Regions from separate parts of the Homo sapiens genome. Here region 1 is linked to region 2. Evidence: chromatin contacts called from ENCODE Hi-C or POLR2A ChIA-PET data. All regions are on one chromosome and are shown on one strand. The core of a region is the stretch at or near the end of the contact, and the rest is flanking DNA. Distances in the headings are between cores, read along the strand shown. Region 1 overlaps RNF130 (ring finger protein 130). Region 2 overlaps RNF130 (ring finger protein 130).

What was found. Hi-C counts contacts between places; a loop is a spot of excess contacts on that map. ChIA-PET counts read pairs that join two places held with the same protein, here RNA polymerase II (POLR2A). Pooled maps may share reads with other maps.
Region 1: a loop to region 2 is called in a map of pancreas, with 2.1 times the contacts of the local background. The contact joins two enhancer-like sites. A Hi-C loop is called at or near these places in 2 of 168 maps with a recorded cell type or tissue (endothelial cell of hepatic sinusoid and pancreas) and 1 of 50 pooled maps. POLR2A ChIA-PET finds 5 or more read pairs at or near these places in 3 of 52 experiments (H1, PC-9 and naive thymus-derived CD8-positive, alpha-beta T cell).

Annotation. Positions count from the first base shown.
Region 1 is chr5:180,055,253-180,059,567 of GRCh38, reverse strand. The region is part of intron 1 of RNF130 (ring finger protein 130); the gene reads left to right. Among named protein-coding and RNA genes, the nearest start is that of RNF130, 14 kb to the left of the region's middle. Within about 2 kb of position 2,772, at least 2 of the 41 ENCODE cell types and tissues checked have a DNase peak (open chromatin) inside an H3K27ac peak, as active enhancers do.
Region 2 is chr5:180,005,079-180,009,936 of GRCh38, reverse strand. The region is part of intron 3 of RNF130 (ring finger protein 130); the gene reads left to right. Among named protein-coding and RNA genes, the nearest start is that of MIR340, 7.9 kb to the left of the region's middle. RefSeq lists an enhancer at 1,886-2,387. Within about 2 kb of position 2,164, at least 3 of the 41 ENCODE cell types and tissues checked have a DNase peak (open chromatin) inside an H3K27ac peak, as active enhancers do.

The DNA.
Region 1 (4,315 bases), core at 1,523-4,022, 49 kb before region 2:
AATTCATCTGGATCAGAAAAATCCTAAATTCCTGTGGGACAGCTGCCTCAAGTATTCATTCATCAAATAATTATTAAGCACCTACTGAGTTCCAGACAGGACAGGAAGTTCCTGCATGCTGTTGCTGTCTGGTGGGGGGAAGTAAAAGGAGTCAGCTCTTGTGTCCTATCTGGGGAAAGCAGACCGTTACACAGGTCATAACACGATTATTTAATCATAGTCTTGGGAAAGCATCGGGATGCTGAGAGCATAAATGGCAGAAGAGACTCAGTCTAGGGTGGTCAAGGCGTCCCTGAAGAAATGATGTTTCAGCTGAGACGGCAGCATGAGCAGATATTACACTGAGAGGGGGCAGAAAGGAGGATGTTTCAGTCCAAGGAAATATACACGAAGACTAAAAGGTGCAAAAACTGTGATGTACTTGTGGAATTTGAAAGGAGTTAGAGAGTAAGGGGGAGAGTGGGGCACAGTAGAGTTGAAAAAGTCAGTGTTTTCCAGGCCTTGTTAGGATTTTGGACTTTATATAAGAGGAATGGAAAACTATTGGAGGGATTTTTGTTGGTGTTTTAAGATTTTTTAATTGTGGTAAAATAACGTATAAATTGACCATCTAACTGTTAAGTCATGGTAAGTACATTTCCACTGTTGTGCGACCCATCTACAGAACTCTTTGTCTTGCAAAATGGAAACTCTATACCCATTATACCAGCTGGGTGCAGTGGCTCAGCCTGTAATCCCAGCACTTTGGGAGGCTGAGGTGGGCAGATCACTTGAGGTCACGAGTTCGAGACCAGCCTGGCTAACATGGTGAAACCCCATCTCCACTAAAAATACAAAAATTAGCGTTAGCCAGGCGTGGTGGTGTGCACCTGTAGTCTCAGCTACTCAGGAGGCTGAGGCAGGAGACTCGCTTGAACCCGGGAGGCAGAGGTTGTAGTGAGCCGAGATCACACTACTACACTCCAGCTTGGGCGACACAGCAAGACTCCATCTCAAAAATAAAAAATAAAAACATACCCATTAAATGACAAGACTCCATTACCCCCTCTGCCGCAGCCCCTGCGAACACCACTCTACTTTCTGTCTCTATGAATTCGACTAGGTTAGTTCCTCATAATTTGTAACTGGATTATTTCACTTAGCATATGTCCTCAGGTTCATCTGTGTTGTAGCATGTGTTAAAATACTGTTGAAGAATTTTAACCTGGGGAATAAAGTGACCAGATTTTTAAAAATTAGCACACATTTTTACCAGCTGTAACATACACTGAAAAATACACAACCGTAAGTCTGCAGCCTGATGACTTCCCACAGAATGAACACACTGATGTAGCCATGAACCTAGTGGAGAAGTTGAGTGTGGCCAGCTTTGCAGACCACCTCAGGTCCCTTCCAGTCACGGCTCCTTCCCTCCTCGCTCCCCAGCAGTAACTTCTGTCCTCGCTTTGACACCGTAGTTTATACCTGTTCCTTAACTTATGTGTAAAGGACAGCTTTTTACCTGCAGCACTCTGATACCAAATGTGTGGATTTTCAACATCAATTGGATGTCCTACAGTTTAATTCAATTCTGACACTAACTACCTGGTAAAGTTAGCGCAGACCCCACAGGTAAAGGGCCTAGTCCCACAAAACCGCCCCCTACTTCAGACACCGGTTGTAGGTAGTGGGACAAAGGGTACCCACACATCTGTCTTGACTTGGCTACAATTCAGGAGGTTCCCGTAACGCCCTACTCAGTTTGATAATTTGCTATATAACAGCTCATAGAACTCAGGAAAACACTTTACTTACTGTCCCTGTTATTATAAAGGGTGTTATGTAAGATACAAATTAAGAGCCGGATGGAGAGGTACATAGGGTAAGGTCTGGAAGGGTCCCATGACCAGGAGCTTCTGTCGCGGTATTGCGGGGGTGTAATAATCCTCTTGGCATACGCCTAGCCCAAAGCTACCTGAACCCTGTTGTTTAAAGTTTTTAGGGAGGCTCCATTACACATTACACATGATTTTTTTTTTTTGAGACTGAGTTTCGCTCTGTCACCCAGGCTGGAGCGCAGTGGTACGGTCTTGGCTCAATGCAGCCTCCACCTCCTAGGTTCCGGCAATTTCCTGCCTCAGCCTCCCTAGTAGCTGGAATTACAGGCATGCACCACCATGCCCGGATAGTTTTTGTATTTTTAGTAGAGATGGGGTTTCACCATGTTGGCCAGGCTGGTCTCAAACTCCTGACCTCGGGTGATCCTCCCGCCTCGGCCTCCCAAAGTGCTGGGATTACAGGCGTGAGCCACTGTGCCCACCCCGACACAGACATGATTGATTTAAGTCATTGGCCATTGGATTGGCTCAACCTTTAGCCCCTTGCCCCTCCCCAGAGGTTTGAGGGGCTGGGAGTTGGGCTGAAAGTTTCAGTCCTCTAATTACATGATTGGTTCCTCTGGCAACCAGACCCCATCTTCCAAGAGTCACCTTATTAGCACAGACGCTGGTATGGTTGAAAGGGGCTTATTTTGAATAAGAAAACATGCTCCTCTCACCCCTGTCACTCAGGAAATTACTAACGTGTTAGGAATTCTATGACAGAAACCAGGGATGAAGACTAAATATGTATTTCTTATTATATCACAATATACATGGAATCACGGTATGCCTTCTTGTGACTAGTTTCTTTTGCTCACATCATGTTAGTGAGATGAATTCATGTTACTGCATGTAGCAGTGGTTTTGTCGGTGATCTGCTTTATGAATATGTGGTAGTTATGCATTCTGCTGTCCATGGGCCTGTGGGTTTCCTGCTTTTTGGTGGTTAAGAACAATGCAGTCCAGTCATGAGCATTGTATGTGTCTTTTGTACACATATATACACATTTTATTGGGAATACATTTGAGTGTCCATAAGACACTCTTAAGAGAGGAAGAATTGTCTTCTTTCTCTGAGTCTTCTTTCAAGCCCAACGTGTCCAACATGGTTCATCTTTCCTAATCTTTTCCTCCTCTAGTGTTTGCTGTCTGTCGGTAACACCACCTCTGCCCAGTGTGTTTTGCCAGAAACTGAGGCATTTCCCTCTTTAGACCCCCCACTCCCATATCTAAGTAATTACTGGGTCCTATTGATCCAAACTCCTAAATATCTCTAAAATGTGGTCTGTTTCTCTCCACACCTGTTGCAGCCTCCTCTGGTCTGTGGCTCCCTTCTAGCCCATTCTCTATAGTAACAGGACACAGACTTTCTCTGTTGCACATCCACATGTAGCCCCAGGGTATGCATTAAACTCATAAATGTCATACATACACTATTAGGGTTTTTTTTTTTTTCCCCACAGATACTATCTTAAGGCTCAACACTTAGGCTAAGAGTAACAGCGGGAATAAATCTATATTTCTGATAGTCTTCATGATATTTTCTAGTTTTTTGACTTTCTTTTCCAAATCTGATTGGTGGTGATGGTTTGTTTGTTTTTTTGTTTTTGTTTTTGTTTTTTTTTAAGACCCAGTTTCGCTCTGTCGCCCAGGCCAGAGTACGGTGACACCATCTCAGCTCACTGCAACCTCTGCCTCCCGGGTTCAAGCAATTCTCCTGCCTCAGCCTCCCGAGTAGCTGGGATTAAAGGTGCCCACCACCATGCCTGGCTAATTTTTGTATTTTTAGTAGAGACAGGGTTTCACCCTGTTGGCCAGGGTGGTCTTGAACTCCTGACCTCAGATGATCCACCCACCTCAGCCTCCCAAAGTGAGAGGATTACAGCCATGAGCCACGCACCAGTTGTAATGGTGATGGTTGTTTTTTAACCCTTTATAGTAGCTAAAAAGAGAGAAGTATCAGCTCTACCAGTTTATTTTTGCTGGGGTTTTTAAAAAAAGGCATTTGTCCATTTGATGAGGGACAATTTAGTAAAAAGTGGATCATTTCGTCTGTAAATCCTGTAACTGAGTAGTGTATGGCTATTATACTGTTGGCAGTATTATCTGAAAACAAACGGATGAATGAGAGAGTCACTACCATCCCTGTTGCATTTCAGAAATCCCTCTCTTTATTTAGGACAACTGGTATACCACATGAGACAGACAGACACACAGACACATACGCGTGCGCGCGCGCACACACACACACACACGCACACACACACAAAGTCATCTGACATTCAGGTTGAGGAAAGCAGCCAGTGTTAATCCTTAATTAAATGCCAGTAAAACTTAACTTACTTCTAGCTGGGCATGGTGGCTCAGAGTGACTCCTTCTCAAAGAAAAAAAAAATTGCATTTTTTGTTTGTTTGCTGTTTTTTTTTGTTTTTTTTTTTTTTTTTTTTTTTTTTTT
Region 2 (4,858 bases), core at 915-3,414:
GTCATTTATTCCTTTTTATGGCCGAACTATATCCCATGGTTTGGATGTACCACCGTTTGTTTAATTGCTCGCTCATTGAAGGATATCTGGGATGTTTTCAGATTTTGGCTATTACAAATAAAGCAGCTGTGAACAATCACATACAGGTTTTGGTGTAAACATGAGTTTTCGTTTCCCTGGGATAAATGTGTAATTTCTGAGTTCAGTGTAAATTCCAAGAGTGAAGTTTTTGGGCTGTTAAGATAAGTGCATATTTAGTTCTGTAGGAAACTGTTAGACTCATTTTGCAAAGTGGCCATACCATTTTGCATTCCTGCTAGAAATGTATGACTGATCCAGTTCCTCCACACTCTCGACAGCACTTGGTGTTTTCATCTCTTGTGATTGTTGAGTTGTGTAGTAACATCTCTTGTGGTTTTAGTTTGCATTTCTCTAATTAGACATTTTTTATGTGCTTGTTTGCCATCCGTATATCCTCTTCAGTGAAATATCCATTCATGTCTTTTGCCCATTTTCTACCTAGATTGTTTTTCACTGTTGAATTTTGAGAGCTTTTTATGTATTCCAGATACAAGTCCTTCGTCAAATATGTGGCTTGCAGAGATTATCTCCCAGTCTGTATTTTGTTTTGTTCAACCTCTTAACAAGGTCTTTGAAAAGCAAAAATTTCTAATTTTTATGGTTTATTAATTTTTTCTTTTATGAATTGTGCTTTTGGTGTCAAGTCTAAAAATTCTTTACTTATCCCTAGATATCCCAAAGATTTTCTACTATTTTTCCTGGAAGTTTTATATTATGTTTTACATTTAAGTCTGTGATTAGTTTATTTGAAGGCTTTCCTGTTTTCTAATGTAAGAATTAAGTGCTATAAATTTCTCTCTCAGCACTTCTTTAAGGCTATGCCTCACATATTTTGATATGCTGTATTTTCATTTTCATTCAGTCCTATGTATTTTTTTCTTTTGAGACTTCTTCTTTTACCCATACATTACTGAGAAGTATGTTATTGAATTTCCAGTAGTTTAGATATTTTACTTTTTTTTTTTTCCTTTTGAGAGAGGGTCTTACTCTGTCACCCAGGCTGGAGTGCAGTGATACGATCTCAGCTCACTGCAACCTCCACCTCCCGGGTTCAAGTGATTCTCTGACCTCTGCCTCCCGAGTAGCTGCGATTACAGGCGCATGCCACCGTGTCCGGCTAACTTGTATTTTTTGGTAGAGATGAGGTTTCACTGTGTTGCCCAGGCTGGTCTTGAACTCCTGACCTCAAGCGATCTGTGCACCTCAGCCTCCCAAAGTGCTGGGATTACAGACATGAGCCACTGTGTCCTGCCAAGATTTTACTATTATCTTAGTGTTACTGATTTCTGGTTTGATTCCATTATGCTCAGAGAAATACTCTATGATTTCAGTTCTCTTCTGTTTCTTGAAGTTTGTTTTATGATGTAGGATGTAGTTTGTCTTAGTCAGTGTTTCATTGGTGCTTAGAAAAAATATTCTGCTGTTGGGTGGCATGTTCTCTGGGTGTTAATTAGACCAGTGGGCACAGCTTTTCTTCCTGAGGAGCCGGGCTGGGAGAGCCTATTCCCACTGGGCTCTGTGAGACCAGGGTGGGAGGAGGATTGTGATTTTGCCCTTGGCGCCTGGCTGGAGTAGAATGAATATTACTGCAAGTGTTTTCTGATGTTAGGCCATCCTTCTCTTGGTACTTTGGCTAGCGGAGTTGGGCTTTTCTCGGCTTTTTCTGGGGTCGGGTGGTGGGCTGCTCTGGTCCTGTTGGCTGTTCCAGGTTGGAGGCTTCTGCAGCACATTGTCAGGAATCTATGGGGGAAGTAAGGAAGCTTGGAAGCCACCACCCGTTTCTCATGTCTTGAGGGCCCCAGGCAGCCCACCTCCTTTTCCCTCCTATAACATGTAATATACCTGTTAAAAAAAAAAAAAAAAAAAACTAAAAGATTTGTTTTTAAAATATGTTGACATACGAAACACTGAAAGTAAAATGAGAAGGAGCTGCTCTGGAGTGGTGTTGTTGACAGGCAAGCCTGTGTTAGTGGACTGGGTGTAGCTCACCCTGAGGACGTTGGAACAAAGGCTCACGGTTGTCCCAGGAGCCTGCTATTGGAAGATAGTGCTTTAATTAGCACCCAGTGTGGGGCCGGGGCTGATGAAGGAGGAAACATAATCACCATCTGGTGCAGGCCACAAACTGCGAGCTTGTTTCCTAGCATTTATTTTGCGGCTGACTGCATGCAGGATCCTTCCAAAGCGTCTCTCCAGATGCTACTGTGGTGGAAAGTGATGTTCTGACCTTTTTTCCTCCTTCCGTTTTCCCCAAGGTTGACAAATGCTTGATGAAATTTTTATGTGGCTTAAAAAGCTTAGCTTATTAAAGTTTAATAAGAAGGTGGCAGCAGCTAGACTGGTTGAAACCTTTGGCTATTTTAAAAGAGAAGCCATAATATTAGCAAAGGAAAACCAGTGAGTTTAAGGACAGACTCTGATTTTCTCTCACAAACTGTTTTTGTTTTTGTTTTTTGAGACTGGGTCTCACTCTGTCACCCAGGCTGGAGTGCAGTGGCGCGATCTTGGCTCACTGCAACCTCTGCCTCCTCGGCTTAAGCAATTCTCCTGCCTCAGCCTCACACGTAGCTGGGACTAAAGATGTGTGTCACCATGCCTGGCTAATTTTTGTATTTTTAGTAGAGATGGGATTTCACCATGTTGGCCAGGCTGGTCTCAAACTCCTTACCTCATGTGATCCTCCTGCCTCAGCCTCCCAAAGTGCTGGAATGACAGGCATGAACCTCCACACCTGGCCCCCACAAACTGTTATCATGAAGCAGTTCTTCCTGTAGAACATGCTACCAAAGAGATCCATATATTGTAAATAACTTTCTAAGCATAGTAAAATGCTCACAATTGAGAACATTTTGCATGTGATATAAGAATCTAATGCTTTGGCTTTTCAGTTCATGACTAAGTGTCTGTGGTTTGCTCTTCCTGGAAAACTGTCAGAATGTATCTAATTACTATCTATAGGTGTAGATAGTTCAAACTACCACTGATGGTAAACTTAAATGTCGCTGTCAAATTAAGTCACTGATAGTTATTTTACACAAAACGGTAGATGTTTGTTACCTTTATTTTGAATAAATGCTTAAGGATTTTCTGAAAAATGTAAAATGTTTAACAGTTACATGGTTAATATTGCACCTTTAATTTCAAAGTGGTCAAATTTAATTTCTAAAGCAGAACAATGAAATTTTCATTTTACTGTTTAGGAACGGGGCAGATGTAAAATATTCTGCCACTTAATGGACTCCTGAATATTTAGAATGTATTCTTAAAACTTCCCAGTGAAAATGCATGTGCTTTTTAAGGTATTTAAAATTTGTAAAAGCTTCTTGCCATAACATGTGTATATAATATTCTTTGACTTTATAAGTATCTCAGGGTTGCTGAAATGAAATACACTCTTATTGCCCATTTTCATCATGAAAGGTCAGTAGCTAATTGGAGAATGCATTTGCCTGTCAGAATGTGGAAATATATGGAACATTCCTGTGTCAGAGAAAGGTTAAAACTTTGCATGAGTACAGTTAATCTTTGAAAACTGGTGGGTTCAAAAGGTTTTTTTTTTTCTTCCACATTGGAAGAGAGGAAGTATTGTATATACTGCCAAGATTTGTCCTACAGAAAAGGATTATATGGCCCCAAAACAGACTTCTTTTGTCATTTTAGATGGCAGAGTGAATTTTGTTCATTATGTTTCTTAAGGATTAACAATTCCAGAAGAACTGGAAAGGGGAAATAGATGTTTGAGCTGAGAAGTTATTATCTTACCAGTTTTAAAAAAATACTGCAAATACTCTGATACCTTGTTTTTCATGTCCTGCCATTTTGTAAATAAATAACACTTTTCATATACAGAGACTGTATTATATACCTTCTAAATATTACATGTCAGGGGCTTAAGATCTGATTTTTTTAAAGCACAAAATATGCTCTTAAGATCATAGTGTTTGCAAGATAATTCATTTCTATATCCTTGGGGTTTAGCATGGGGCCTGGCACATCACACTGCCTCAGTAAATATTTCAATGAATTCAAGAATGAGCTTACCTTCTGTTGCAATGACAGATGCAGTCAAAATACTGTGTGGTATAGGAGTTATTCTTTGGGGGCAGAGTGATATTACTCTCAGGGAGTCAAGGACACTTCACAGAGAAGGTAGGTTGTGACCTTGGAGCTGAATTTTAAAGGATGAATTAAGACTTCATCAGATGGAGATGAAGGAGAGTCAGGCAAATGGATCATTTTCCACAGAGAGATGAAAGAGTTGAATGACTGAAACATCAGGAATAGTGGGCAGGAGACTTGTGAGTGTTGAGCTGATATTAGATGAATAAATTGTCACTAGACTATGAAGGGCATGAATCACATAAGAAAGTTAGGCTTTATTCTATAATCAATATGGTTTCTGTTGGTGTTGTTGTTGTTGTTTTTCTGAGACAGAGGCTTGTTCTGTCGCCCAGGCTGGAGTACAGTGGCTCGATTAACAGCTCACTGCAAGCTCCGCCTCCCAGGTTCAGACCATTCTCCTGCCTCAGCCTCCTGAGTAGCTGGAATTACAGGTGCCCACCACCAGGCCCGACTAATTTTTGTATTTTTAGTAGAGACGGGGTTTCGCCATGTTGGCCAGGCTGGTTTCAAACTCCTGACCATAGGTGATCCACCCGCCTCGGCCTCCCAAAGTGCTGGGATTACAGGCACGAGCCACCACGCCGGGCCATCAGTACGGTTTTTTAGCAGTGGAGTGATATACAATTCTTTTCTGGTGCGAGAGACTTAGGGAGAA